Linked DNA regions of Homo sapiens: region 1 is linked to region 2. A link is a loop called in an ENCODE intact Hi-C map of the cell type or tissue named here. Cell type or tissue: heart right ventricle. All regions are shown on one strand. Each heading gives the region's core, and the rest is flanking DNA. Links, peaks and the distances in the headings are about the cores only.

Region 1 (15,742 bases), core at 2,524-10,523, 110 kb after region 2:
CTTGCAACATGCAGAATAATGTTTTTAAGCAACAAGAATACGGACATGTTTTCTCATAAATCTCGATGAACTAGCTAAGTAGAGCAGGCCACATGTGCATTATAAAAGAAAATGCCACCAAATTATTGTCATTTTTATTTCTATAAATGAGGCTTTGATTTGCCAGGTTAAAATAATTTGAACAGGTGTTGCCAATCCAAGGTCTGTGATCACCCTGAAAATCACCCTGAAGGCAATTTTAAGCTTAAGAGTCCATGGCAATCTAAGAGATCATCCCCATGGGATTCGGCTACATTGTCCCCTTTCATCTCTTCTAGTATGTTGGAACCTCCAAATCAAGACAGCAGAAGAACAGGGACACTCAAAACATATGGCTCAGCTGCATATCTCATGCTGATAGTCTGTAAGAATTTCCTCAATATTTGTTTAGTGGAGACAGGGAGAAAATGAATACCTATTTCTTTGTAAAATATACATCAGCTGTCCAGTGACCTCTTTCCTTTTAACCTCTCCCATAACAAAACTCTAATCCCATAAAAGTTTGAATGAGCAATGCAGAATTTACTAATCATTTCATAGGGGAAGCTAGGAGTTGGTTTATAGCATTTCCTGGGAAAACATTAGAAGCATCTCTTGTCCTATGTTTATCTCTCCAGCCTCCAGGCATATTGTCCTCTCTCCCTATTTATTTTTCCTTCTGGAGCTCACTCTTTGTGAATAATTTCCTCCCCAGTTCCCATATTTTCCCCTTCCTCTCTTTCTTAAGAAGGGTAACTTAGTTCTACCCTAGATTCTATCTTTATGTTGACACACTTGGACTCTTAAGCTTAAAATTGTCTTCAGGATTTCAGTGTTGGGAACAACATTTAATACCAGTGGTAGAGTACTGAAAATTCTATCACCCTAGCATTTCTTTAATTTTAGGAGCTTTTAAAATAATTTATAAAATTTTTAAACTATTCATTTCTTATAAAAGTTGAAACGTCCATGCTGCTACCACCTGCTTGGTTGGATATAATGCTATATGCACTCAATACTATTCATTCATTTATTCATTCATTCATTGTTTTCCCCGCATGTATTTATAGAGTGCTCTCCATGAACAGTCATTGTTTTAGATATGGGGATACGGCAATAAAGAAAACAATCAAAGCCCCTGCCCTCAAGGAGCTTAAATGCTAGCTAGGAGAAAAAGTAAATGATTATGCATAATATAAAATGTCATAGTTTGTGAAGAAAAATAAGGCAGAGTAAAGGTGATAGATAATGATAGGATACACACACACACACATATATATGTAAATAAACACAAACATATTAAAAGCTTTCATTTTGTGCCTTATTTTTTGAAATACCTAAAATGGCAAGAGCTGAAATCAGATCAGTTAGAGGTCTGAAGCATGGTGTTAAGCAACAGACACCAGGATTGTCAAAGTCCTGCCATGGAGGACATGCACCCTTCCCCATGCACTTTGCACTCCTTTCAGCAAGCCTGTCTTGTTATCATCAACATCCAAGCCACAAGAGACCGGAAATAGGATCTGCTAACTGAAGAGGTAAGCACTGCTGGCATTTTCCCCAATGCTCTACTAAGTTATTTTGAAAGCAGCAATGCAAATGTAAGCAAAACATTTAACCTGTTCTTCCTCAAAATGTAACCAAACAATGAACATTGCTTTGTATATCTGCTATGCAAATCTTTAAGCTTTCATCCTAGTAAATAAAGAAGGACCAAAAGCAGCAACCATTTAAAACATTTATTGTCTCATTAGCAAAATTTCGGTCTTTTTTAGTAGGTACAATTGATGCTTCAGATTTGCATGCAGGCCAGATAGCCAAATTCCGTCAACTTACATATTTATTTCTATCTTCAACCTACTCATCTTTCCTTAGCTCCAGAAAGCTATTTTTAACTTTGTGGTAGGTAGCATACAAAAGTACAACAAATTTTTGGGTAAAAGAATGCATTAAAAATAGTTACTTGACACCTAACTGCTATAACGAAAATAGGGTGGTAAACTCACAAAGGAAAGGACTTTGGTTCTTTCGTGTCTGTTTCACTAGTGCCTACTTTAGGGCCCAGCACAGGGGATATTAAATGCATATTTCATGAGAAATTGATAAATGAATCTCGCTTTTCTCTTTCATTGCCATAATAGTACCCAAGCACAGTCATAAGCAATTCATCTGCATCATGCCACTCAATCATCACAAGATCCATCGAGGGCCCCCCATTTCCACCATTTTGTAGATGAGCAAACTGAGACTTGAGGAAGTTAAAGGTCACATCGCTAATAAGGGACTGCACTGGGAAATGAATCCAAATCTTTGTGACAACATGTAGGCTCTTTGTCACTAGACTAGGATCCCTTTATGTGACAGGCCCTTTAGTTTGCTTTCTTCTGTGTTCTTCATCCTGACTTCCTTCTGTATGACCACAGTCATCTCAGATTGGAGAAATTACTTATGTGAGTATGCAGAGTCATTCTTTAAACGAGAAGTATCAGCATCTAGAATAGCATTTTAGGACTTACTTAAAAAAATGAAAATATCTAACTTGACTGCAGACTTTCCTCATAGGAAATAAAAAAGCAAACATAGTTTAAGGAATAGCTTAATACATGTATTTGTATATATGTATGTACGCATATATATATATTTAAAAAGCATCACCTATTGAAGGAGTTTAAACAGGCTTCTTAAGAACGAGCTGGGCAGGATCTCCAAGGGCGACTAATCCAACCCTCTTGGGTAAGAAAGAGGTGAGCAAACAGAGGACCTGAGAAGGGAGTGGCAGAGTGGTGGTGAAACCAAGATCAGAAGCTGCACCTCCTGGCTCTTGGGCCAGGGCACTCTCTGCATCAGGCTGCCTCTCCAAAGGGTTTAATCAAGAGAAAAATGGCAGAGAACAACAGAAAACAATTACCCAGACAAAAATTTAGATTTACAATAGGGAGGACAACCAAGCTGCTCTATAAACCATTCCTTGGACCGTGTGCCTGACTCAAAGCGGAAAGTTCTTTGGCTTAAATGATTGAGCCAGAAACAGCCTTGTAATTAAGAAAAGAGAGAAAGGAAAATGGGGCACAGATTTATAGGAAGTTGGACTTTTCTTCCTCTTGGATTCCTTCTGTGAACATGTGCTCACACACACACAAACACACAGCAGCCAGGCCACCAGGGAGTGAGAAGAGACAGGCTGATAGAAATTAAGGGTTACATTCAATTGCAATATTGATCGATAAACCAATTGGTCTTGTAAAAACAGCAAACCCAGAGTCAATGTATTATTTTTAATGGGGGAAGGGCAGGGAATGAAGTACATTTTTTCATTTGCTTACTCCTTTGTTGAAATTATTTCCTTCTCATTTATTTTTATCATTCATGCAATTACCTAATAATAAGGAAAGACAGTAGGAAAAACCTGTTGATTTCAGTGGAGCATTTACCAGGAGCCAGTAGACTTTCAAAAACATTATAGCTTACTTTATTTATTCAATAAATTCTGATTGAACCTCTACTGTGTGTCAAGCCCTGTTCTAGGTGCTGGAGAGTAAGCAGTGACCAACAGCAAAATATCTTGGGCCTGTAGAACTTACATTTAGAAGGAGTGGGAAGAGACAATGAAGAAAATAAATATATATATATACCTAATTTATTATATAGTTTATTATATAGTTATATATATATAATTATATATATTTATATATATAATTGTATATATATACCTAATTTCATGCCATATAGTATATATATTATATATATATATATATATATATATATATATATATATATAGCATGAAAGAGGGAAATAGCTGCTAAAAAAAAAACACACACACACACACACAAAAATCCAGGCCAGGTGTGGTGGCTAATGCCTATAATCCCAATACTTTGGGAGGCTGCCATGGGAGGATCATATGAGGCCAGAAGTTTAACACTAGCAGGATTGCACCACTGCACTCTAGTCTGGGTGACGAGAAAGACTCTGTCTAAGAAAGAAAGAAAAAGGAAAGAAAGAAAGAAGGAAGGATGGATGGATAGAAGGAAGGAAAAGAAAGGAAGAAAGGAAGGAAAGAGGAAGGAAGGAAAGAAAGAAAGAAGAAAGAAAGAAAGAAAGAAAGAAAGAAAGAAAGAAAGAAAGAAAGAAAAGAAAGAAAGAAAGAAAGAAAGAAAGAAAGAAAGAAAGAAAGAAAGAAAGAAAGAAAGGGAAAGAAAGAAAGAAAGAGAAAGAAAGAAAGAAAGAAGAGAAAGAAGGTGGGAGGGAGGGAGGGAAGGAGGCAGTAGGGGAAGGGTACCGTTTTAAATAGAAGGGCCGTGACAGACCATCACCAACACTTGCAGAACCCAAGGCAAGGCAAGAGCACAAAAAAAAATATACATCCCATCCTCTCCTCTCACACGGAGCCCTGCCCTGTGTTAGCTTTCAAATGCAGCATAACAAATGACCACAGAGTTAGCTGCTTAAAACAACACATATTTATTATCTCAGAGTTTCTGTGGATCAGAAATCCAGGCACAGCTTAGCTGGGTCCTCTGCCCAGGGTCTCATGAAGCTGCAGTCAAAGTGTCGGCCATACTGCACTCTCATCTAGAGGCTGGACCAGAGGAGAACTGTTTCAAGGCTCATGCAGACTGTTGGCAGAACTCACTTTCTGGAGGCACAAAACTAAAGAACCAGGTTTTTGTTGCCTTCCTTATGTCCTAAAAGACACCCAGTTTCTAGAAGCTGCCCACAGTTCCTGGCCATGTGGGTTTCTCCAACTCGACTGTTTACTTCATCGACCCACAAGGAGGGCCTCAGCTCCAGTCTGCTAAAACGAAGTCTTATTAATGTAATGTAATCATGGGAGTTACATCCCATCAGTTTGTCATATTCTGTTGTTTGGAAGCAAGTTACTGTCTTGCCCATGCTCTAACTAGGGAAATTATACAAGAATATCAATAACAGAAGCTGGAAATCACTGGGGGTCACCTTAGGGTCTGTCTGCCACAAGCATTGATAGGCGCCTTATGCACATGTATGTGGATAACCTAGTCTGTTGAGTGTACATCATATCATCAAACATAAGTGGGCATCAGAATCTCCTAGAGTGCATGTTAAAACACAAATGGCTCATTCTCAAAGTTTCCGATTTGGTAGAAACAGAAATGGGTGGGGCCTAAGAATCTGCATTTCTAACAAGTTCCCAGGTGAAGCTAATGATGCTGGTCGAGGAATCACACCTGAGAACTAGTTTCCTAGCCTGTGTGTTCAAGCTACTCTCATTGCCACCCCCAAAATCAGCCAGCCCTTGGTCATCTCTTGGGATGAGGAATACACATTCTGGCAGCATAGTCTACCCACGAAAGGCTCATGGATGCCTGGTAACACTCTCAGGGCTGTTTGGAAAGGGGATTCTGGAGTCTCAGATACCAGAACATGGTCTAGAAGAGGAGGCACAGGTTATAGGTGAGCCTACGAGCTGCTCACTCTAAACAAAGGCTCAGCTAGAAGAGGGCTAAAGTGGGGCTCTCTAAAACCAAAGGCTCTGAACAGGTGTTAGAAATAAGAAGGGTCAGAATTTTACCCTACTTGCAAGCCAAGACATTGGCCTGCCAGTTTCATGGATATTGGCAGAAGACACAAGACTTCTGGGTCATAGACAAAAGACAATTTATTACTCACAGCAATAGCAGTAGCCAGAGAAACATCCTTGTACTAGTTCTCTGAGCCCCAGTTCCAAAAGGATGATGTAACAAGGGCTGGGTATTACTTGTTAATGCAGGCTGGTGTGTTACTGGAGAGTAACACTGAGATTAGGAAACTCCGATTTATATGAGAGCTACCAGCAAATCTGCCCAACATCTGGTCTTTATCACCTTTATTATCCTGGATAGTAAATAAATCTGCCCCTAAGAGAAAAATTTCTATTTTTCTAGGCTACATAATAGCCCCTACACAACCTAATCTCGGTGTTTCCTAACCTCAGTGTTACTCTCCTGTAACACACCTGACTGCATTAATAGGCAATACCTGCCCCTTGTCACATCCTTTTGGAATTGAGCCTCAGAGAACTGGTAGAATGATGTTATTGTGGCTACTGCTATTGCTGTGAGTGACATGCAAATACCTGGAAAAGAGAGTCCAGGGAAAATGAGCTGTTCATACCTTTGATCAGAATACGTGTTGTGCAGAAACTTGACAAACCCAGAGATAACTGTCTGTCCCAACAGATCTGGGTCCAGTTGCCAGATCTAAGGGTAGTACTGACAAGCAATATTTAGGTAAAAAACCAAAGAAAGTGAGGAAGCAGGCCCAGAAGATATCTGAGGAAGCGTCTTGAAGAAGAGGGATTAATAAACTCAAAGGTTCCTAAGAGGAAGCGAAGGGAATTAAGGGAGAGAGCATTAGGAAATGAGGTCCAGGAAATAAAAGAGGAAGAAGGAAAGGCCACTGTAAGGTCTTTGCCCTTTATTCTGTGTGAATTGAAGAACTACCGGAGAACTTCAAAGGAAGGAGTGTCATGATACACCATGAGTGAAAGGATCACTCTGGTTACTATGTTGAGAATGGAGTGAAGGCAGTCCAGGACCAAGGCAGGGAGGCCTGCTAGGAGGCTCCTGCAGTAATGCGCATGGGAGATAAGGAAGGCTGGGACCAAGGCAATACCAGCAGAGGTGGTAGGAAGCTGTCCCATTCTGGCTACATCTTGAAAGTAGAGCTGGCATGACAGACTGGAAATGGGGTATAATGGAGGGAAAACAAAGCTAAACCGTGGATGATAGGTTTTGGGCTTCTGCATTTGAAATGGAGTTGTCATTAACTGAAATGAGGATGAACTTAGGAGGACTAGGGATATTTTGGAGGAGGGAGCTCAGGAGATCAGTGTTAGACATGTTGAGTTCAAGATGTTGATCAGACACCCATGCAGACGTATCATGTAGGCAGTCTGAAGTTGAGAAGTGAGGTCCAGGCAGGAAAAATAAATTTTGGAGTTGTTAGCACATGGATCCAATTCAAAATCATGAGTCATGAGATGGCAAACAGTGCTAGTGTAGATAGAAAGAAGAAGCAGGCCAAGGACGGATCCTTGGGGCAGGCCAGCAGCTAGCAAAGGAGACTGAGAAGAAGGAGGAGAACTGTTCAGTATCCTGAAAACCAAGTGAACAAAGTGCTTTAAGGAGCAGATAGTGGGCAACCCCGCCAAGATATGCTAATAGGTCAGTGAAGATGAGCACTGAGAATACAGCACTGGACTTGGTACTTTGAGAGAGAGAGAGAAAGGGAGGTGGAAAGCAGGGGTAGAGAGAGGAAGGGGAGGGCACAAAGAAAGAGGGAGCAAGAAAGCGCCCACATGCAAGTGAGTGCTGACTTTCTCTTTTTCCAACTCTAACGGAATCCAAATTCAAAGCTATTATATGGGGCCATTATGTTTGAAACATACATAACAGGTCCTACTACATAAACCAAAACATTTATTTTCCCTCAGTATGGGAGAAGGGATAAAAAGAACAAATAAAAATCTCAGAAGGCCTTAATCCCAGCACTTTAGGAGGCCGAGGTGGGCGGATCATGAGGTCAAGAGATCGAGACCATCCTGGCCAACATGGTGAAACCCCATCTCTACTAAAAATACAAAAATTAGCTGGGCGTGGTGGCGGGCGCCTGTAGTCCCAGCTACTTGGGAGGCTGGGGTGGGAGAATGGTGTACACCAGGGAGGCGGAGCTTGCAGTGAGCCAAAATTGTGCCACTGCACTCCAGCCTGGGCAACAGAGCGAGACTCCGTCTCAAAAAAAAAAAAAAAAATCTGAGAAGGACAGAAGCAAGTTCTACAGAGGCAGGTGTAGGACACCATTTGAGAGGAGAGGGGACTGAGAAGAGAGGATCCCCCTTGAGGTGAGTCTCAGGATATCATTTGAGGGGTGAGGGTACTCAGAGAAGAGGGTACTAAGAAGAGAAGATATCCCTGTGGTGGGTCTCAGGGAATCATCTGAGGGGAGAGGTTACTGAGCCCGTTATGATGGGTCAAGAGTCAAAGAACACTGGCACCAAGTTCTTTCTCTTCCTGAGGCCAGATGTCACAATAAGGTAGGTTTTGTACTTGCATATGTTGTGAATTCCTAGGTCATTGCAAACAAGCATATTTAATAGTAAGTACCCAAAACGTGGGATGAATAATTTTCTACTGTTGCTCTCCATTAGCAAAGGTCATACAAAGTTCTATTTGTGTCTAACTGAAAGATTTGAGATAGTAAGTGATAAACTGGCAGTGCTTGATAGAACTGATCTATTTCCCCATCACTTAATGAAAGAAGTCACCAACCCCATAATCAAATGAATTTAATTTGAGGTGGCAAATATATTGTGACTTTAATTCTTTTCTAAAGTATGTCTGAATCTCTTTTCAGATGTATATTTTATGATAGTTTACTGTTACTCAACCCACCCCATTTTTTTGTTTTTTTTTTTAGTACAAGATTTGCTTTGCAAATGTATAAAATTGCTCACTGCTGAGTATGGGGCTTTCCTACCCTGTGGATGCCACAATGACTTCTGTAAAGGAGGACCTGGAGTCTTGGTGTCTTCTCCTACTGGTAGGAGGACCTGTAAAGTGCATGTGTTAAGCACTGCACGATGTAATCACATGTCTTCTGACTGATGAATAGCACCCTCATATTTTCTACATGCAGGTTTCTTTGAAAATTGTAAAAATTCAGAAACATTTGTAACAATATTTCAAACACGTTCTGAATGTGTATTCTTATTTCTACATATTCTCTAAATTGTCACGTGAAAATTACAAGTCCTAATCTCAGAATATACTTCCTTCTTTGAAGGCTACTGTTGTTGAGAATGGGCTACAAGAGCCTGGTGGAACATCTTATAAATGAATGAAGCCACACCAGATACACAGTAGGCCAAGAGTAAACAGGTATTTTCCTTTCCGGTAATGCCCTTCATATATTGGGTAAAACATGAGCAAATGATGCGTGCTGAAAGGAATCAGCGTTTTCCACCCCAAAATATGCCACTTTGCCATAAGAGGTGTTTTTTTGTTTTTTGTTTTATTTGTGTTTTTTGAGACAGGGTCTTGCTCTGTCACCCAGGCTGGAGTGCAGTGGGACAAACACCTCCTAAGCTCAAGTCACCCTCCCACCTCAGCCTCTTGAGTAGTGGGACTACAGGCATGCACTACCACGCCTGGCTAATTTTTAAAAATTATTATTTTTAGTAGAGACGAGGTCTTGCTATGTTGCCTGGGCTGGTCTTGAGCTCCTGGGTTCAAGCAGTCCTCCTGCCTCGGCCTCCAAAAGTGCTGGAATTACAGGCATGAGCCACCCTACCCAGCCCATAAGAGTTATTTTGAGCTGAAGGCATTTGAGTTCCCGAAATCCTTTATCTGACTAAAAGCAGAGGTTCCCAAAAGAACTCAGCTGTCACAAATTCCTCCCACTGGGAGCAACTCTTTCTTCTCTTCTAGACATTGTCACAAACTGTCATATCTCCCATCTATTCTCCTAAGGACCCATTTATCTTTTTTTTTTTTTTTTAAAGAAGTCATTTGCTCTCTCAATATTGCCTTTTCTCCACCTCCCTTTCCTGTAGTAAAATGATACAGAAAATCAAATCTCATCACTCCTTGGGGTATTCATTTCTTTCTATGACACCCTTGTGCAAGCAAAATTTAAAATAAATAACTTTGTAAGCTTTTTCTCCTGCTAGTCTGTCTGCTGTAAGTTTAATTCACAGGCTCCTAGGCACTTCACCTAAGAGGGTAGAAAAAAAGTTTTTCTTCCCCTCCAATGCTTATGAGAGCCTTCCAATCATTTTAAATAAACTTTACAGGTAGTGCAGGTATCTTGTAACTTCCTGTTGGAACCCTGGGATATCTAAAGAGGAATAACAGGAGCCAAGGTCTATACTTCTTCCCAGGGCTGACCTAACCCTTCAGGAAGAAAAACCATCTTTCCATGACGTCTTTATGTAGAAATGAGTCCATTTTGGAAAACAAAATGTTGGAAAATATTTATAGACAATGAGCTATTAGCTCTTTATGCAGAGAGAAAAATCAGTGAAAAACTACAAATATCCAACCATCAGAGACTTTAAAACTGAGAGATCTGAAGAGATCTCCTCCCACTACCCCCATCCCAAATTGGCTTTTTCTTTTGAATGAATCAGTTCTGCTTCCGTGAATATGCTTGGGAGATGGTTAAATGAATAAAACATATCCATGTAAACAAGTAATTATAATACTCATGAGGCAATAAAAAGCTTTCTTTTTTTGGGTACTCATTGAAATTAGTCCTTTCAGCCAACATCTAAAGGATACAAATCCTACTTTCTGGAAACAAGCACGCAGATCCTATGACTTATTTATTTTAAAATACTGAGATTACTGGGTATGGACGAACACCAAGTAGAATAACATATTTGAACCATTCCATATTTGAACTGACTTTTCCTAGCAGCTGGTGATAAAACTCTATACTGGTTCTAAGAATTACATCTCATGTGACTTTTACGGATCTTTTTAATCTTGAATCAGTTCTGCTTCCATGATCCTTGACAAGACGCTCTTGCTATTAATGGACAAAAGAAATGTCTAATTATAAGAAAAATGTATTTCCAAGGAGTTGAAGAGTTTTCCATATTTTAGATATATGTCAGGGAAACTGTAATTTGTATAAGATACAAATAACCATAGGTAAGTTTGGAGATGAGGTGTAACATATACATGCATTTTTCATGTGTGGTACATGATCTGGCTACAGCAAAGTGCTAGATTTTTGCCTTTTGAGAAAGAAGCAATATGTTGGTGACTAAGGGTATTCTTGGAGATTTGTGGTTTTATTCTGGGAACTTCACTTCCTCTGCATCAAAATGCATCACTTATAAACGATTCACACTGTGAGAAATTGCTTAAAATTCATCTTTCCTTGAGGACCCAAAGCTTCCTTTTAGCCATTTCAAATTCATTAAAATATTCTCCTGCCTTCCCTGGTACATTAACAATGCTTCTCAATTTAATGCATATATTTCAAATCATTACACTTTATTGCTTAAATATTCAATGAAAAGTAGGATGACAGATGTGAATATCCACATTTTGAGGTCACCTTTTATGTGTTCTTAACTGTGTAGTAACTCAGTAAATTTTTTCTTGTTTTACTTTTTTCTTTTAGTTTTATATATGTATACAAAACTATATATATACAGTTAAAATATATATATATATCTTTTTTTTAAGAGACAGGGGTTTTGCTTAGCCTGGGTTTGAACTCTGGAGCTCAAGTGGTCCCACTGCCTCAGCACCTTGATTAGCTGGGACTATAAGCACTCACCACCATGATCAGCTTAACTCAGTAAATTGAAGAAGTGACTGGCTTTACGGTGTTGTTGGGGACATTTCGCAACAGAAGTAATGGTGAACCTCTGCCTGCATGGAGAGCATGCCAGCTGATCAATGACTGAGGCAGATGCCCTCTTTTCTGCAGTTGCTGCTTCAAACCGTGAAAATTCAACACAGAGATGGCTAGAGTCGCTTAAGGACAAATCCATTGATGGCTCATTTTTTTCAACAGTTTTACTAGGTATTTTCTTAAAGTAGTTATTCTGCTAGTATGGTTGGGAGATGGTTAAATGAATAAAACATATTCGTGTAAACAAGTAATTATAATGTTCATGAGGCAATAAAATGCTTTCTTTTTTGGGGTACTCATTGAAATTAGCCCTTTCAGCCAGCATCTAAAGAATACAGATTCTACTTTCTGGAAAGAAGCATGCAGAGCCTGTGACTTTTATTTATTTTAAAGTCCTGAGATGACTGAATATGGATGAACACCAAGTGGAATAACATATCTGAACAGACTTTTGTTTGAGCTGGTGATAAAATTCTGTATTGGTTTAAGAATCACATGTCATGTGATTTTTATAGAATTCTTCATCTTGAAAACAGAACAAAAATAGCAAGCTGTTGATAAATGAGCATCCTCCACCCGCAACTTGACATGTCGCAAGGCTTACTCTTAAAGATCTCCAGTCCCATTCATATTCCCAGACTTAGACCCTGCCCACATATGAAATGAACTGTACAATTAAATTCTGCCCGTTTAAAGCCTCTTTGATCATATAGAAAATAAAGCAAAACCATTATTTAAAACTTTGCACACTGACTGCTTGTGCATACAAAGTACCTATAGAATGGTAATTGAAATCTCAAGATATGAAGTCAAACTTTCTGATTTCAAATCCCAACTCCAACACTTCCAAGTTGTATGAGTTGGAGAATGTTGTGTAACTAGTCTGTCATTCAGTTTCATCATCTGTAAAACCAAAATGTTACCTTCCTTGTGAGTTTGTTATTATTATTGGTTTTTTTCTTTTGTTTTCTTTTTTTTTTTTTTTGAGACAGAGTGTCACTCTGTCACCCAGGCTGGAGTGTAATGACATGATCTCGGCTCACTGCAACTTCTGCCTCCCAAGTTCAAGTGATTCTCCTGCTTCAGCCTCCCAAGTAGCTGGGATTACAGGTGCCCGCCAGCTAATTTTTGTATTTTTAGTAGAGAGGGGGTTTCACGATGTTGATCAGGCTGGTCTTGAGCTCCTGACCTCAGGTGATCCGCCCACCTCAGGCTCCCAAAATGCTGAGATTACAGGTATAAGCCACCACGCCCGGCCTGTTGTACTTATTAAATAACATGTTTGGAGTTTTTTGTTTTTGTTCTTTTTTTTTTTTTTTAGACAGGGTGTCACTTTGTCCAGCCCAGGCTAGAGTGCAATGATGCAATCATAGCTCACTGCAACCTCAAACTCCTGGGCTCAAGCAATCCTCCCACCTCAGCCTCCCAAGTAGCTGGGAATACATGCATGCATCACCATGCCCAATTTACTTCTTTATTTTTTGTAGAAGCAGGGTTTTGCTATGTTGTCTGGGCTGGTCTTGAACTCCTGGGCTCAAGTGATCCTCCCGTCTTGGCCTCCCAAAGTACCAGGAGCCACTGCACCTGACTAAATAACATGCTTTTTAAAAAAGTGCATGCCATGGTATTTGACATTTGTAAAAACACTAAAATGTTATTGCTATTATCACCCTCAATGTGAATTAGCTCTAATTAGCACATTAGCACTCAAAAAATCCCATTGGGATGGAAATATGTCCTCTCATTAGTTCTAGGTGTTAACCCACAGGAACGACTCTCAACTCTTTTTTGCCTATCCTCCTGAAAAGATGACACCATGTCAAGTTCATCTTAGCTTCCCCTTTGCACGTGTGGCACAGCACACATTAAGGCACAGTGCAGTATAGTAGTTAAGCTCATTCTCTGGACTCAATTAAACTTGGAGTTGAATCCTGTCTTCTTCATTTAATTTTTCTGACTCGTAGTTCCCTGTTTATAAAATGAGTTAAAAGTAAAGGTATCTACCTCATGATGTTATTATAAGGTTTTGATAAAATAATGGATGCAAAGTTTTCAGCATATGCTAATAAAAGCAACAGCAAACATTTATATACTACTTACCATGTGCTAGGCCCTGCTTTAAGCACTTTGCTTGTATTAACATGTTAAATCCCCATAACAATCCTATGATATTGGAGCTATTACTATCTTCACTTTGCATATGTAGAAACCAAGATTGAGTGAAATGAATAACTTGTTCATGGTCATATTAATGGTAAGTAACATGTCAGAATTAAAATCCAGGCAGTTTACCTTCATCCTGGGATCTTAATCACTATGCCCTTTTCCCTCCCAATAGTATGTGCTTGTCAAATATTTGCTATTACTGCAGTAATCAATAAGTATTTATTAAAATATTTAATGAATCAATATCTGCTGAAGTATTTGTTTATTATTTACTATAAATTACTAAGTAGCACATCTTCTTATAGGCCACAAAAATGGACTCCTTTGCTTATAAGTTTTTGAAGAAATTCTCAGATTCTGCCTACCCAGATAATTAATAAGGTGTATAACAGGGAAGGCAATTCAAAATATGTTCCCATCTACTACAACAGCTGCCATTTGTATAATTAGATTTTAAAATAATTTAAAATAAAACAGTGGTATATGATTTGTTGCAAATGACTGACTTCACCTAAAATATGCATCATCACCTATTTCAAAACCTTTACTTAAACAGGAAACAAAACTACAGGAGGTAACTTTGAAAATTGTATGAATAGTCTTAATAATACTCTTAAAAATCATAAATCAAAATATATAACAGCTTGCTTCCATAGTTTGAGGTTTATTATTATATTGCCTAAACTTCAATACAAAATTTTAAATATGAAACATAAAATGCAAAATAATTTTTTCCTTGGATAATTTAATAGTTAGAGACATACCTCACTGCACTTCACTTTATTGTACCTCACAGATATTATTTTTACAAATTGAAGGTTTGTGGCAACCCCAGGTTGTGCAAGTCTATTGGTGCCATTTTTCCAACATGGGCTCATGTCATGTCTCTGTGTCACATTTTAGTAACTCTCACAATATTTCAAACTTTTCCATTATTATTAAATCGGTTATGGTGATCTGTGATTGGTGATCTTTGATGTTACCATCAGAATTGTTTTGGAGAACCATGAACTATGCCCATATAAGATGGTGACCTTAACCAGTAAATCCTGTGTGTGTTCTGACTGCTCCACCAGCCACCCATTTCCCTATCTCTCTCCCTGTCCCTGGCCCTCTCCACTCTCTGAGACACAACAATATTGATAGTATGCCAATTAACCCTATAATAGTCTCTAAGTATTCAAGTGAAACATAGAGACACAAATCTCTCACCTTAAGTCAAAAGCTAGAAATGATTAAACTTAGCAAGGAAGGCACAGTGAAAGCCAAGATAGATCAAAAGCAGGCCTCTTGATTCAAGTTGTGAATGTGAAGGAAAAGTTCTTGAAAGAAACGTAGCATGCTATTCCACTGAACACACAAATGATAAGAAAGTGAAATAGACTAATTGCTGATAGGGAGAAAGTTTGAGTGGTCTGGATAGATCAAACCAGCCACAACATTTCTTTAAGTGAAAATCTAATCCAGAGAAGGTCCTAAGTCTCTTCAATTTATGAAGGCTGAGAGAAATGAGAAAGCTGTGCAACAAAAGTTGGAAGCTAGCAGAGATTTGTTCATGAGGTTTAAGGAAAGAAGTCATCTCAGGCCTGGCATGGTGGCTCATGCCTGTAATCCCAGCACTTTGGGAGGCTGAGGCAGGTGGATCACCTTAGGTCAGGAGTTCCAGACCAGCCTGGACAACATGGTGAAACCCCATCTCTACTAAAAACACAAAAATTAGCAGGGCGTGGTGGCACGCACCTGTAATCCCTGCTATTCAGGAAGCGGAGGCAGGAGAATTTGCTTGAACCCAGGAGGTGAAGGTTGCAGTGAGCCAAGATCGTGCCACTGCACTCCAGCCTGGGTGACAGAGCAAGACTCCATCTCAAAAAAAAAAAAAAAAAAAGTCATCTCTGTAACATAAAAGTGCAAGGTGAAGCAGCAAGGGCTGTTGCCAAAGCTGCAGCAAGCTCTCCAGAAGATCTGGCTAAGATAGTTGATGAAAGTGGCTAAACTAAACAACACATTTTCATATAGATGAAACAGCCTTACACTGGAAGAAGATGTCAGCTAGGACTTTTATAGCTAGAGAGGAGGAGTCGATGCTTGGCTTCAAAACTTCAAAGTACAGGCTGACTCTCTTGTTAGGGGCTAATGTAGCTGGTGACTTTAAGTTACATGCTCACTTAC
Region 2 (15,742 bases), core at 3,587-11,586:
GTCGATGTTCTTTGCATTTTGGTTTGTTTTCACAGTGGCTGATACTGGTTTTTCCTTTCCATATTTAGTGCTTCCTTCAGGAGCTCTTGTAAGGCAGGCCTGGTGGTGACAGAATTCCTCAGCATTTGCTTCTATGTAAAAGATTTTATTTCTCCTTCACTTATGAAGCTTAGTTTGGCTGGTTATGAAATTCTGAGTTGAAAATCTTTTCTTTTTTCTTTTTTCTTTTTTTTTTTTTGAGATGGAGTCTGGCTGTTATTGGCCTGGGCTGGAGTGCAATGGCATACTCTCGGCTCACTGCAACCTCCGCTTCCCGGGTTCCAGCAATTCTCCTGCCTCAACCTCCCGAGTAGCTGAGACTATAGGCGCCCGCCACCATGCCTGCCTAATTTTTGTATTTTTAGTAGAGACAGGGTTTCACCATGTTGGCCAGGCTGGTCTCGAACTCCTGACCTCAGATGATCTGCCCGCCTGGGCCTCCCAAAGTGTTTGGATTACAGGCATGAGCCACCGTGCCCAGCCCTTTTTTAAAGAATGTTGAGTATTGGCCCCCACTCTCTTCTGGCTTGTAGGATTTCTGTAGAGAGATCTGCTGTTAGTCTGATGGGCTTCCCTTTGTGGGTAACCCGACCTTTCTCTCTGGTTGCCCTTAACATTTTTTCCTCTATTTCTACCTTGGTGAATCTGCTGATTATGTGTCTTGGGGTTGCTCTTCTTGAGGAGTATTTTTGTGGTGTTCTCTGTATTTCCTGAATTTGAATGCTGGCCTATCTTGCTAGGTTGGGGAAGTTCTCCTGGATAATATCCTGAAGTGTGTTTACCAACTTGGTTCCATTCTCCCCATCACTTTTTGGTACGCCAGTCAAACATTTGGTCTTTTCACATAGTCCCATATTTCTTGGAGGCTTTGTTCGTTCTTTTTCATTCTGTTTAATCTTGTCTTCACACTTTATTTCATTAAATTGATCTTCAGTCTCTGGTATGCTTTCTTCCCCTTGATTGATTTGGCTACTGATAGTTGTGTGTGCTTCACGAAGTTCTCATGCTGTGTTTTTCAACTCCATCAGGTCATTTTTGCTCTTTTCTAAACTGTTTATTCTGGTTAGCAATTCCTCTAACCTTTTATCAAGATTCTTAGCTTCCTTGCATTGGGTTAGAACATGCTCATTTAGCTCAGAGGAGTTTGTTGTTACCCACCTTCTGAATCCTACTTCTGTCAATTTGTCCAACTCATTCTCCCTCCAGTTTTGTTCCCTTGCTGGTAAGGAATTGTGATTCTTTGTAGGAGAAGGGGCATTCTATTTTTTTGAATTTTCAGCCTTTTTGCGCTGTTTTTTCCTCATCTTTGTGGATTTATCTACCTTTGGTCTTTGCTGTTGGTGACCTTTGGATGGAGTTTTTGTGTGGTTGTCCTTTCTGTTGATGTTGATGCTATTGCTTTCTGTTTCTTAGTTTTCCTTCTAACAGTCAGGCCCCTCTTCTGCAGGTCTGCTGGCGTTTGCTGAGGGTCCACTCCAGACCCTGTTTGCCTGAGTATCACCAGCAGAGGCTGCAGAACAGCAAAGATTGCTGCCTGTTCCTTCCTCTAGAAGCTTCGTCCCAGAGGGGCACCCCCTAGATGCTAGCCAGAGCTCTCCTGTATGAGATGTCTGTCGACCCCTGCTGGGAGGTGTCTCCCAGTCAGGAAGCATGGAGGTCAGGGAGAGAGTCTGTCCCTTAGCAGAGCTTGAGCACTGTGCTAGGAGATCTGCTGCTGTCTTCAGAGCCGGCAGGCAGGAACATTTAAGTGTACTGAAGCTGCACCCACAGCTGCCCCTTCCCTCAGGTGCTCTGTCTCAAGGAGATGGGAGTTTTATCTATAAGCCCCTGATTAGGGCCACGGCCTTTCTTTCAGAGATGCTCTGCCCAGAGAGGAGGAATTTGGGAGGTAGTCTTGCTACGGCGGCTTTGCAGCGATGTGGTGGGCTCCGCCCAGTTGGAACTTCCAGCAGCTTTGTTTACACTCAAGCCTCAGAAATGGCGGACGCCCCTCCCCCTACCAAGCTCGAGTGTCCCAGGTTGACTTCACACTGCTGTGCTGGCTGCCAGAATTTCAAGCCAGTGGATCTTAGCTTGCTGGGCTCTGTGGAGGTGGGATCCACTGATCAAGACCACTTGGCTCCCTGGCTTCAGCCCCCTTTCTAGGGGAGTGAACAGTGTGTCTTGCTGGTATTCCAGGTTCCACTGGGGTATGAAAAAAAAAATTGTAGCTAGCTCGGTGTCTGCCCAAACGGCTGCCCAGTTTTGTGCTTGAAACCTAGGGCCCTTGTGGTGTAAGCACTCAAGGGAATCCCCTGGTCTGTGGGTTGCAAAGACTGTGGGAAAAGCACAGTATCTGGGCCGGAATGCACCCTTCCTCACAGCACAGTCCCTCATGAGTTCCATTGGCTAGGGGAGGGAGTTCCCCAACCCCTTGCGCTTCCTGGGTGAGGCGACACCTCATCCTGCTTTGGCTCGCCCTCCATGGGCTATACCCACTGTCTAACCAGTCCCAGTGAGATGAACCGGATACCCCAGTTGGAAATGCAGAAATCACCCACCTTCTGCCTTGGTCTTGCTGGGAGCTGCAGACCAGAGCTGTTCCTATTCGGCCATCTTGCCCGGGAATCTCATCTTGTATCATTTTCTTAATGTCTTTTATCTCTTTTTGAAATATAGATTCGAGTTCTCTTTTTAAAATGTAATTATCTTTTTGATATGTCTTTTTGACACAAATTGCCTGTGAGATGTTATTTTGCTTCTTATTCTTTTTATCTTATGGGATAGCTGTATAGGATCTGACCTTTGTGCTTTTCTGTTGCTTATTTTGATTGGCAATTAGTTTTACTGAACTTGGAAAGGAAATTTAGTTCAAATTGCTCTTTTTCTTTGTTATTTTTAATTTATTTATTTTTAAATTGACAAATTGTTTATGGCTCACAACATGGTATTTTGAAATATATAAATGTTGTGGAATGGCTAAGCAAGCTAATTAACATGTGCATTACCTCACATACTATATTTTGTGGTGAGAACAAGTTGCATTTTTAACTTCACAGAGCTGCTTCTGCTTTTGTTGTTGTTGTTGTTGTGTTTTTTTTAAATGTAGCATTAAAAAAATATGGTGGCTTTCTTTTAGAGATGTCCTCCTGGTTTCGTTCCCCTTCCCCATTTTTATCTGGGTCTTTTCTTCATCTGTGTTATCTGTATCCCACTCAATTTTGATTTTCTTCCCAGCAGTTTCTCCTCATGTGGGCCCTCTCCTGGAAAGCAGCCCCAGCAGGTCAGATTGGAAAATTCACTAGGGCTGGGCTGTCTTTGATGTAAGCTCCTTGTGCTCATCCACTATTGGAGTGGGCAAGATCCCTCCCAGTGTCAACTACTGTTCTTAAAATGTGAGATTTCTAGAGAATACCTGTTGGCCCTTTTGAGATTCTCCTATTCTCAGGTCCATCAGACATTAATCCTCTCTTACTCCCATGCTGATGGCATGCAGGGCTTATGGCTGGAGGTGGTTTGTCTCTACTTGCACATATTTGGACTTGATGGGAATGTCATGTCTCCCAGTTTTTGTTTGGGTTTTGCTGTTTCTTTGCTGTGTCAGGTTTTGTCTGTTTCTTCTCTTTTGCTCACTATTTTATCATGAACCTAGTTACTCAAACCAGAAACTAGGCAGTCATTTTCACTTTTCCTTCTCATTTACTTTTATATTTTAGTTCACTTCTTTATCCTTAATATTTCTTAAATCCTACCACTTCTTTCCATTTTCACTGCTACTGTCTTAGACCAGATTCCTATAACGTCTCTGCTAGTGCTACAAAGTCTTAGAATCTGATTTCTCTGCTTCCAATCCAGATATTATCCACCTGTAGTTAGAGTGACCTTTCTGAAATGCAAATCTGAACCTAACTCTTCCTGACATTAAAAGCTACTTGCAATAATTTCTCCAAATGCCATGCATTCTTCTCACCCCTAGAGTTCTGTCTGTAGTATTATTTTGTGTGCTTTGCCTTTTTATTGAAGAATGCCTATATCATTAATTTTTGAGGGAAAATTTCAATAATTTATATTTCTTTTAAAAGAAATCTGTAAGTTCATGAGAACTTGTAATAAGATGTATTGTATTTCCTAATGGTCTTTAAATATTTTTCTCACTTTCAACAGAAAAAAAAATTTCTAGACTGCTATGCTTGGAGTATTCCATTTCCTTTTGTGAAATCATGAACTTGAATTTATTAAACATAAATATATAACTGTGAATGTGAATAAACAAATAAAATGAAATTATTTTTAAGTGCCTTTGAGATAAAGCAAAGTGTATTTGGTTCCATATTTAAATGATTCCCCCATACAGTTCTCAGCTTTATCAAATCCAAGTAGCTGCCTTTATAAGAATAAGCGTGTAATAAAAACTAAGAAACCTTTAATTGATTCATATCACATCACCCTGCCAAGAAACCATGACAGGTTTGTTATCTGAACACATCTGGGGTAGAATTACAAACAAGAACTTGGCAGGGAAACCAGTTGGGAGCACTTTGTTCTTAATAGGAGAATGAATCTATATAGTATTAATTGGGACTTGTGGTTGGGTGGCATGCATCATTCTATAAGAAGCAGAACTCCTGGAGCTTCTTGTTCCAAGTCTGCACTGCAGAGGGAGGGACCAGTGGGAAGGGAAAGGTAAAAAAACTGCTCCCCCCACCACATTCACCACCTCCCACCTGCAACACATGCACATACCGGTGCATGTAAAATCCTCAGATCTTGGCTCTATCCTCAATAGTCTTAACTCAGAGGGACTTAATTAAATCTACCCTATGTGGAAAGTAAGCACAGAGATTCCCAGGTAAAGTGGTAACCAAAAGTAAATGATAAAGCTAGAAATACACTTAGAAATGACAAGGAAACCTGACATGAAATGGAGAGGGAAATACAGGTTTGAGAGGCATAAGACGAAATATCAGCTTGATGTTAAAAATATCTAAACTACTTAGGTAGATTAAAGAACAATGGTCTTAAAATGAAGACACGGTATTAAACAGGAAGAAAAGATCTTGAAAGTACCTAAGATGAACATACAAGATTTCCATGGCTTCTGGTAGAATACTTAGAATGGAGAGCACATCTTTCTTGTATAGAGTCCTGGTGTTAGGCTGTGAAATTACAGAAGTGTCTCTGATGGATTTCTAAACAGTAGAGAAATGGGGCCGATACAGAATGTACTTGTAGCTGTCACTCTGATTTCGGGTACCAGAGTCAGAATTTTCCCAGGATACCCTATTATGCAGCGCTAATCATGCTGCTTTAATTGTCCCTTTACTTAGGAGTACGAGACCCAATCTAGTGCAGAAGCCAAATTTGTGAAGCAGCTAGACCAATGTGAAATGATTCTTCAAGCATCTGAATATGAAGACCTTGAACACAAACCTGGGAGACTGCAAGACTTCTATGATTCCACAGCAGGTACTCAACACCATTTTCAACAAGAGTCCATTTTAGTTTGGCTTACTCAGTGTAGTGACTAATGTTAATATTAGGGAAACCCACTGTTGGTACCTTCATCTGACCCTTTCATGTGGAGCATCTAAAAAGAAAGGGAAGGAAACATTCGGGTAAGAGGCTGAGGATAGGAAATAAATGGAATAGAGTTTAATGTGGAATGAACAGTAAGCAACAACAGACACAGGCAAGAAAAGACGGTGAGAGAAGAGATGTTGGGTTGAACAGTCCCCCATGCTAGCCGTCATGGACATACAATAGCTTAGAGCTTGGTTGCTACCAAAGCAGAAATCTGGGGAGGTCTGAGGAGCAGGGATGACAGCACAGATCAGCCAATTGAAGTGTAGAGGTGTTTACAAGAGAGACACCTGCATCCTTGTTTACATCATGAGCCAGCCTAGCCCCTCTGATCTTCCTCCTTGTCTTTTCATATATAGGTGCTTCATTCTCCTTACTTAATTGCAGGTTTGGAATGGGCAGAGATTGTCTTCAGCTTTCTGGGCTCTCACACCTGAGTTTTCCCATAGTTCCTGGTAGAGGCACTGAGGAGCCTGGTGAAGTTTCCCCTACCTCTGCCTAATTGATGATTCCTTGCCTGAGTCTCATCCTTATTCTCAGTTGCACCTGGGGTGACAGAGCGTAAATGCCAAGTGGTCCCCTTCAGCCCCTTCCCAGGACCTGGAATCTCTTTCTGCTTTGGAATGAAGTGTGGGTCAGATCGTAGACTAGAGCCCCCAGTGAACCCTGGGATCAAGCTGGGGAAATGAATATACTCTCTTGTCAATATGGGAATGTATTTTTCCCTGTTCTTTTGCTTTGCAGGAAAATTCAATCACCCTGAGATAGTCCAGCTTGTTTCTGAACTTGAGGCAGAAAGAAGCACTAACATAGCTGCAGCTGCCAGTGAGCCACACTCCTGAGACACTCTCTAAATTGCTGCACTCCTGTAACAAACATTATTTTTCCATTTCATTGTATTGTGTTTTGCCATTGTTGGTCTGTTGATTTCCCTAGATGTGAGTCTGTTTGTTTTCAATTGTCTGAACTTCAGCAAGAAATGTGATACAACTTGGGCACTAAAAGAAGCCACAGAACAGGAAGCGGTCATGAAAGTGCCATGGATGAACACTGGAGGTGGCAGTGCCTGTTTATGAACTAAATAAATAAATATTAAACACCTAAAATATTAGAATATTTATTGGAGATTTAAAATCATCTTATTCTGACTTAATTACCGATATCCCCGAAGGCTAGGTTCATTGAATAATAGAAAATTTCATTATGATTGCTTTTAAGAACAGATTCTTCAGCTGATTTAGTGATAAGAATCCAGAAAAGAAAATGTACTAGTGATGTATTCTCTCCCCAGATGAAATTGCTGCCTTATTCAGATTTACTCTCTTGAGCCAGATTTTGAATTTCACTGCAGACTGCTTCAGACTTCTAATCATAGGCTTGTAAACCTACTAATAGGCTCTGCCCCTCTTCCCAATACTTTTTGTCATTTAGAGATATAAACCGGGGCATATAAAAATGCAACTTGTATTCCTTTGTATATTTTTCCCTGTCTGACTTATAAATCTTGAGACCTTTATTGTAAAAGCATGTATCATCAGGTGAGAAATATAAATAGGAACTGGGGTCATTGAGCCTCAGGTAGGGAATATATCAACCCGATTTCTTCCTCTCTTTTCCCTTTTATAGGATAAATAATCCACCCTGTCTGCCTTTACATTGAATAGTGCAAAAAAGAATACGATTTCTGCAAACCTGCCCAGTGTTTTGGTGTGGAGCAATGATGCTTGTCCCTTTAATTCAAATGTCACTTTCCATTTGAAGGCCTTCGAGGCTGGCATGGTGAAAATTCTAGGCAGTGTTTCTTTGGAAACTCTTTGCGGTATCCATGGATACCCAATCTGCAGGAAGCAAGGTGCATGATCTTTTCAGAAGCAACACACATATGTATGTGTAATTGCTCTGTATCAAAAAGAAGAAAGAGGGTAAAGTCCATTACTGGATATATGGTTAGTAGGAAAACAACTCCATCTATTAGGATTGTGGAGTTTTTCCCTTGGCATGAAAACATACACACAAAATAACCCCAGATAAAGTTCAAGTATTTATAACCAGAAGGTGTTCTGTGGCCCTGCAGTTTTATTTTCAATGTTTTGTCTACCATAATTTTCATAAATAGCTAACAAAACAATTCACAGAGAGACTTTGGAAACTTCTACTGGGTTAGACTTTATAACTAGTCACTTAACCATTATCTCAGTTCATCATCTACCTACGAAATGGGAGTTTTCAGTTAGTCCTAAACCTTCCTTCCTGAGGAAATACATCTTTTAAAGAAAGAAAGAAAAAAATATAATAGTGTTATAAATAAAACATTTGATGATAAGAAAATAACAAAATGAAGATCAACAAAATAACAGCTCCTGAGCCTACCAGCAATGTCTATAAATGAGCATTATTACTTAAAAATGTTAGTCCTTAGAAGATACCTGCCATTTGCCTAGACTTTGTCTTCTGAATGACAACCCTATAATTACAATGCAGAGTAAATAATTATTCATGGTTTGAACTCAAGAAAAAAGAATTATTTGTTACTGTTTGTCAGATTCTAGCCCAAACTGAGGTCCAAAGGGAGTTGGTGGGCTGGTGGCAGGTAGCTGGAAAAACTTGAGGAATCGTAGGCAGTTTTGACATGGCGTTATTCTCTCTCTAGGCGCGAGCCATATGTACAGCATCAGCAGGGTAGTTAAACCTTTTAGAGACAATAATGGATCCCAGCCAAGCACAGGCTCATGTGAATGGTCACCTAATGTGCCTCACGTGGCATGGTTACATAATGTGTAGAGTTGTGTGCCTGCGTTCCAAACCCACTGAGTCATGCTGTGCCAGAAGGCTGCCTCAGCCTACTCCTGACTAAAATGCAGCCATTTCCCTTACACTCCATCCCCTAGGCTGAGAGGAGTCTTTCAGGTAGGGATACGTGCCCATAGGGTGGAGCCCTGAATCCATAACCCACAACACTACAGAGAGCAACAGCTCATTACCAGGATCCCAGCTATGCTACTTAGGACTGTAAGGGCCCAGCGTAGGCCACAGCCCAGAGATGCCCACCATCTCTGCAGGGGGTTGTCAGTAAGGCTCTCCACCACCTTAATCTCCCATGAGACCTCTTGCAGGGCTGCTGTTATGTTCTGCCAATTGTCAGGGATAAAGGTACAACATTGTGTTCCTAAAAGGGCACAGGTGCCTCCTTGTGCAGCAGGTTACTATGTCTAAGGCCATTCAGTTTTGCAATACCACCTTTCTCATCTGACCAGCCTCATCCATTAACAGGAGGAGGGCCACTTGGGTGTAATTCAGAGCCCGAGTGGTGTGCTCTGCAAGAGCAGTAACTTGTGCTTCTACAGTTGTGACACCCGCCGCAGGGATAGTCACTGTCAAGGGGTAGAACCACTGGGGAGCTCGTCGCACTCACAAAAAATGAGAGTGTAGCGCCTTCCAGTTATGCAGTGTCTGGGCAATGTGGAGAGAACAGTGGCCACCCCCAGTTCCAACATTCCGTCCAGTTCACTGGTAGGTAAGGCCACCCTGTGTGCCCACAGACCCATAAACTCCCAGGGGGCACAAAGTCCCTTGGGGCCCAAACTTGGGGGCTGCTTGTTCCAGCATACCTTCAGTATGGTGACATGTGTTATGTTTACACAGGCTGTGATGGGTACCTATCCCACAGTGGTGTTACCCCAGTGTTGCTCTATGCTCTGCGACACCTGGGCTGGGGGTACTACATGTTCCCCCGCTAGCCAGCCCCAGCCATCATAAATGCTATGGGCCAGCCACATGATGGGAGCACCATGGATCTTGCAGCGTCCTTTGTCCAAAGCTTGCTGCGTTGCATTCCAGATGTCAACCACGGGACCCCAAGTCTCCAGCCATGTCCAGTTCTCTGTAGACACTGAATGTATATGCCAAGGCAAGTCATCTGCAGCTGCTGCTGGAAGGGCAGTGCAGACCCGAAAGTTGGAAACATTGATCACCTCAGCACAGGTGTGGGCGCAGTTTACAATGCAGTTGGAGCATGTTAACCTATGGCCAAAATGACAGAGCAGGCACAGCTACTAACAGAGGTAAGTGACGTCCCTCAGGCAAAATACAGGCTAACTTTTCATCCATGGATAACAATGCAGCTGCCAAGAGCTTCTGCCCTGGGCGATGGTACCACACCTTCTCAGCTCCCCATGGTTCCTATGGGTCCGGTATCTATGCCAAAGTCAAGGGGAAGCTCATAATAGGCCACACAGACAGTACTTATGTCCCCCAGAGGAGCGTTTCTTCCCTGGCTGTTGCCCTAAGAACAATCAACCAAGGGTGACATGTATTGAATGCCCAAGGAGTGACATGCAAGTCATACTGTAGGTCTTCCCCACAGGGAGCTACAACGGCCAACCACCAGCAGTGGGGAGCCTGGAGGGTCCATGGCCAGAGCCAGGTTTTCTGTTCCCCTCCCTTCAGGGGCATTGGGGCAAGCAACAAAAGGTTACCGTTCGTCCCCATACCTGGTCGGAGGAGGTCATCCTTAGTGTGTATCTGCAACTGAATAGGGGTGGTGGCCCAGTGTAATAAAGCCTCCACCAGGGCTGGGCGGTCTTTCCATGGCTGTTCATTCAAGGTTTGAACCACCAGGTCCAGCTTGGAACTCCAGCACTGCAAAGACGGGTGTGACATGCAAGTGTAACCCATTCTTCAAGAGCCCTTTATATTGCTCAATCATACCCACAGCTTGTGGGTTGTATGGCACATGGAATCCCCACTTTATGTCCATTTGTTGTGCACATTGTTGTACCTGTTGTCCAGTGAAATGGGTGCTCTATCACTCTCTATGGCCAGAGGGCAACCATACAGGGCACATAAGTGTTGCAGGACCCGGAGGATGTGCTGTTGGTTGGCCACCCTGCAAGGGTAGATGTACAACAGGCTTGTGGCCATGTCCACAGCTGTTAGCACATGTGTATACCCTTGCAATTTTGGCAGCGGACCGATGTAGTCTACTTACCACCTGGTCAAGATCACTCGCCCTGTTGTCACTTGTGTAAAAGTGGGCAGCTGCCTCCATTTAGGGTATGACCAAGCACATACTGGGCATTTCTGACGAGCCTCCCAAATACCTTGCATGGGCAGGGACAGACCCCAACACTTATTGCCCTGTTACATCAGTTTGCCCCTGGCATGTCCCAGTTTCTGGTGTAGCCAGAAGGCCACATCTTGTGTTGGTGCCGACTAACCATTGGACCTTGGCCAAGACATCTGCCTCATCATTGCCAAAGGTGGCCAAAGGCATATGGCCTGACACATGATAAATAATTACATCTTTCTGATGATCCATTTCCCAGAGGTCTTGCCACATCACTTGGCTCCATGACATAGGTCAGTGGCTGACTAGCCAATTTTGTATTTTCCAAGTAGTTAACCACAAGGTTAAGCCTCGGTAGGCTGCCCAGCTATCGGTACAAATCACCATAGATATCTGCTCCTTAGTGATCACCATCTATACTGCTGTAAGTTCAGCCCATTGGCTACTTTGCCCACACCTGGTTTCAAACCATATGGTGTCTGTACTAGGTTGGACTGCAACAGCGGTCCAGGCAGCATTAGATCCTTGGCTAGACCCATCTGTGTACCATGCCCCATCAGGAATGGGGGGTACCCTTCCTTAAACGGTGATGGCTTGGGGTCTAGGGGTGCCCCAGGCCCTATAGCCTTCTCTTGCATTAGGACTATAGGTCCCAAGACCTCTTGCAATTCTGCTGCCAAGGGTCTTGTACTCAGCAAACTTTGCTGCTCCAAGTAGGTGCCCCACTTTGCCAAAGTAGATGTCTGTGCCATCCCAGTCCAGGGGGGCATTATCCATGAACACATCCATCCCACTATTGGGTAAGCCATCCACATGATGACTGTAGCCCATCCTGTCACACTTTCACAAGACTGAAATGCTGCATATACAGCTGCTAGCTGTTTCTCTATCAAGGACTGTTGGAGCTCAGCTCCTTTCCACAGTTAAGACCAAAAGCCTACTAGTGTTCTCAGGCACTCTGTATGCTGCCACAGGCCCCAACTGAAACCATCTGTGCTCACATGCACATCCAGCTCAAACAGGTGCCCCTGGCCAACTACCCATAGGGCTTGTGCCTGCTGAATAGCCCACTTGGCTGCCAGGAAAGCGGTCTCAGCCATATCCCAATTCCAGGTAGCTCTCTTCTTTGTTAACCGTGCAACAGTTTTGTCATTTGAGCTAAATGGGGCAGAAATGCCCCCCAGTATCCCAGGAAGCCCACAAAAGTTTGTAGCTGCTTCACCGTGGTGGGCCAGGGCTATGCCTGAATTTTGTCAATAATAGCCTCTGGTATGGCCATCATCTTACCTAGACAGGAAACTTCCAATAATTTGGCAGATAATCCAGACCCTTGGACCTTGGATTCATTGATGGCCCAACTGCATGCTGCCAAATGTTGCTGCAAGAGAGGCACCGCCACATCTAAATCTACAAGAGAATCAGAGGTTAACATATCATCAATATAATGGAATAGGTGGACCCCTTCTGCACATTGCCAAGTGGCTAAATCCATGACAACAAGACCATGACATATGGTGGGGCTATGCACATAGCGCTGCGGCCACATTGTAAAAGTCCATTGTTGCCCTTGTCACGTGAAGGCAAACTGTTCCTGGCTCTTGGAGCAATGTCGATGGAGAAAAATGCATTGACCAAGTCCACCACATAGTGGTACTGTCCCAGTTCCATTGTCAAGCAGTCCATCAAATCCATGATTGACGGTACAGCTGCACTCAAAGCGGGTGTTACTTTATTCAGTTCCTGATAGTTTACCGTCATCCGCCTAGTTCCATCAAGCTTTCTAACTGGCCACACTGGAGAATTGTAGGAGCTGTGGATGCCACACACTATCTGCACCTCCTCCAGCTTTTAAATTGTCTCAGTTATCTTCATATGCCCACCCAGCAAATGGTATTGATGGGTGGAAGTAACCAGTTGGGGTTGTGACAGGACCTGAGGCTTGTGATGCCTATGTCCTTGCAGCACCAGCTTCACCAGATGCACTAGGAGTCTGAATTCCCTGGCCGTAGTTTGTAACGCCAGGCCATGTAAAATGTCCACCACCAGGATGTATTCAGGTATGGGGGAGACATACACAGTATATAAACAGGGAGCCAAGTGGCCAATGCCGAGGTACAGAGACACAGGTTTCACTTTCAGTAACCAGCCTCCATAAACATAAATGTAACAGCCTTGCCCAGAAACTTATCTGATTCTCATACACAAGGCTACAATCTGTGCCAATATCTACCAGCACTGACACCCGCTGTACGTTAGTGGGGGACCAGTGAATTGCTAATTCTACATGTGGCCACTGGTCATCTGGTGTCCCCCCAAGCTGGGCACATTGGCCAGTTCCCTAATCAAACAGAAAAGGCTCTACATTTCAGCCTGGCTGCAGCAAGTAGTCCTTGAGTTGGAGCACCTGGGCGGGAATGGGTCACGCAGCAATGTCCTTCTTCCCCTTGGTATTTTCCAGAATTGCTTCTCTGGAGACAAGTGTCTCCACAAAGTTAAGAATACTTCATTGGGCAGTTTATTGATTTTCTCTCAGTCAACCCTGGACAAAATCAAATCTACCCACATCTGTGAGTGTGTCACTCATTGGGGCCCCCTTTTTGCCCATGCGGGAGCCCCCTGTGGGCAGGGCACCTTCCTCTTCTTTATGGTGTGGACCCCTCAGTCCCACCGATGGCCTTCTGCTTCCCCGAGAGCTGCTATAGCAGTGGTCACTTCATGTATGCGGTGCCCTACCTACAGGGTGAGGACAGCAGCTAGGAAGCCAAAGGTGCTCGGGGGTGCAGAGGTAAACATTCATCACCTGGCCCCCGGGTATTCAGGTCAAACATAGCCTGCCATATAACCATCGCCCAGATGACTTGCACCAAATCAGCATATGACTGCCATTTACTCACAGTTTCAGTTATTTCACCAATGTCATTTCACACAGTCCATATGGCTGCCCAAAGCCACTCAATCAGGGTGTGGTAACCTTGCCCTGCCACTAGCCACCTGCTTACTTGCAACCACTGAAGGAGGGAGGGGAGTCATGATGGAGGCCAGCTTTTCCATCCCAGAGGCAGAACAGGGATACTGTCTGCTCCCTCATCCCACAAATGAAGCATGCAGTTGGGCAGGGGTTCCCCTGGACACTGGCGGCACTACTTGCCTAATTCCTGCAACTCAGTTGGGGTATAGGAAATATATGAATTGTGTTGTGTTACCACTCGGGTGGGCTTCCTGGGATATTGGGGGGCATTTGTGCCCCATTAGCTCAAATGACAAAACCGTTGCACGGTTAACAAAGAAGAGAGCTACCTGGAGCTGGGGGAGGGGTGTCCCTGAGCCCACCCTTGGGGCCCCAATGGCTGTTCATGATTTACCTTCCGACAGGCCACTGAGCAAGCCCACAACAGGGGTCCTTCCTCCACGGTATCAGACTGAGTGGGGATCTCCAGCTAAGACAACAGACCCAGCCCTCGAAGGCTCTCTCCTTGTTGGTGCTCTGTGCTTCCAGCTGCTTCAGTGCCTTGTCTGTGCACTGAAGCATGACCCATCTACCACTGCCCGGGTTTCCACCAGAGCCCATCCGAGCAGTACAGCTGCCACTGGGTACCACAGCCCATGTTCTGGCCACATGGCCGACCTGGAATCAGCAGGGACCAAAGGCTCACTCACCTCATGATCCTGCTTACAGCACCAATTGTCAGATTCTAGCCCAAGCTGAGGTCCGAGAGGAGACGGTGGGCAGGTGGTGGGTAGCTGGAAAAACACTCAAGGAATCACAGGCGGTTTTGACATGGCTTTGTTCTTTCTCTGGATGTGAGCTATATGTACAGCATCAGCTGGGTAGTTGTACCTTTTACAGACAATAGTGGCTGCAAGCCAAGCACAAGCTCATGTGAGTGGTCACAATGTGCCTCATGTGGCGGGGTTACATAATGTGCACAGTTGTGTGCCTGCACTCCAAACCCTCTGAGTCATGGTGCACCAGAAGGCCACCTTGGCGTACTCCTGACTAAAGCACAACGATTTACCTTACACTCTACCCCCTAGGCCAAGGGAAGTCTTTCAGGTAGGGATACATGCCCATAGGGCAGAGCCCTGGATCCATAACCCACAACAATACAGAGAGCGACAGCTCACTACTAGGATCCCAGCTATACTAGTTATGACTTTTAGGGCCCAGCATAGGCCAGAGACCAGGGATGCCCACCGTCTCTGCAGGGGGCCATCAATAAGGCTCTCAACCAACTTAATTTCCCATGAGACCCCTTGCAGAACTGCTGTTATGTTCTGCCAATTGTCAGGGATAAAGGTACAACATCGTGTTCCTAAAAGGATACAGGTGCCTCCTTGGGCAGCAGTTAGTATGTCTAAGGCCATTCAGTTTTGCAACACCACCTCAGCTTACTCCTGACTAAAGCACAGCCATTTTCCCTACACTGTTTTCCCCTTATGGATTGGTATTTTACCAGCTATTACATAATTCTCAATGCCCTTGTATTTGAAAAATGTTGATCCACCTCAAAGCCTTGTGGTGGTGATACATGCTCTGGGGGAAATGACTGATGAAGCGCTTTGTAAAAAAAAGCATCTCTGTACTCAGCATTTTCATTTAAGCAATTTGTCAGTCTTCACATTCAAAGGTGAAATGGGATGATTTCTGTGAAAGACATGATTTTGTCATTTTTGGTTTGCTTTAATTTATATATATATATAATGGATGGATATGTATTATATATATTATATATATAATGTGTGTGTACATGAATATACCCTCTGGTGTGAACTGAAAGTCAAGCAGAAATGTAGCATAAAGAATTTTACCATGCTTAGAAGTTATCAAAAGTAGCCATAAGATTTTGCCAAATATTGTTATAGTTTGAAATTACATTTGAATGCTAGGTTTGAAGAAGTTGTTTCACATTTCATATTAAGTCACTTTTCAACCTTACCACCATCTTCCTTTATCACACTACTTCCACTCAAATTGAATACTAAGTGAGAGGAGGACGATGGGGTTGATGTTGAACAACTTTAAAGCTTACACGTAATTTTGGAACAATGAACAGTGACAGAAGAGCCGTGTAGATCCCT

The links. Peaks named below come from ENCODE experiments on the same cell type or tissue, not always from the same donor. Only the 100,000 strongest peaks of a DNase experiment are listed, where the experiment ranks them.
Region 1: it touches region 2 in a loop (2.2-fold over the local background); 11 of 110 quality-filtered maps call a loop at or near these places.

Annotation. Positions count from the first base shown.
Region 1 is chr6:125,160,567-125,176,308 of GRCh38, reverse strand. The region is part of intron 1 of TPD52L1 (TPD52 like 1); the gene reads right to left. Among named protein-coding and RNA genes, the nearest start is that of TPD52L1, 15 kb to the right of the region's middle. In heart right ventricle, for the core only: no CTCF peak of the experiment used is centred there; a DNase peak (open chromatin) is centred at 7,091; H3K27ac peaks cover 844 bases.
Region 2 is chr6:125,266,844-125,282,585 of GRCh38, reverse strand. It overlaps HDDC2 (HD domain containing 2), which reads left to right. Exons shown (of 6, transcript NM_016063.3): 5 at 5,346-5,484; 6 at 6,343-7,236. The coding sequence ends at 6,440. LOC124901395 (a long non-coding RNA gene) reads right to left here and starts at 14,471. Exons shown (of 2, transcript XR_007059736.1): 1 at 14,321-14,471; 2 at 6,666-12,070. In heart right ventricle, for the core only: no CTCF peak of the experiment used is centred there; no DNase peak of the experiment used is centred there; H3K27ac peaks cover 1,214 bases.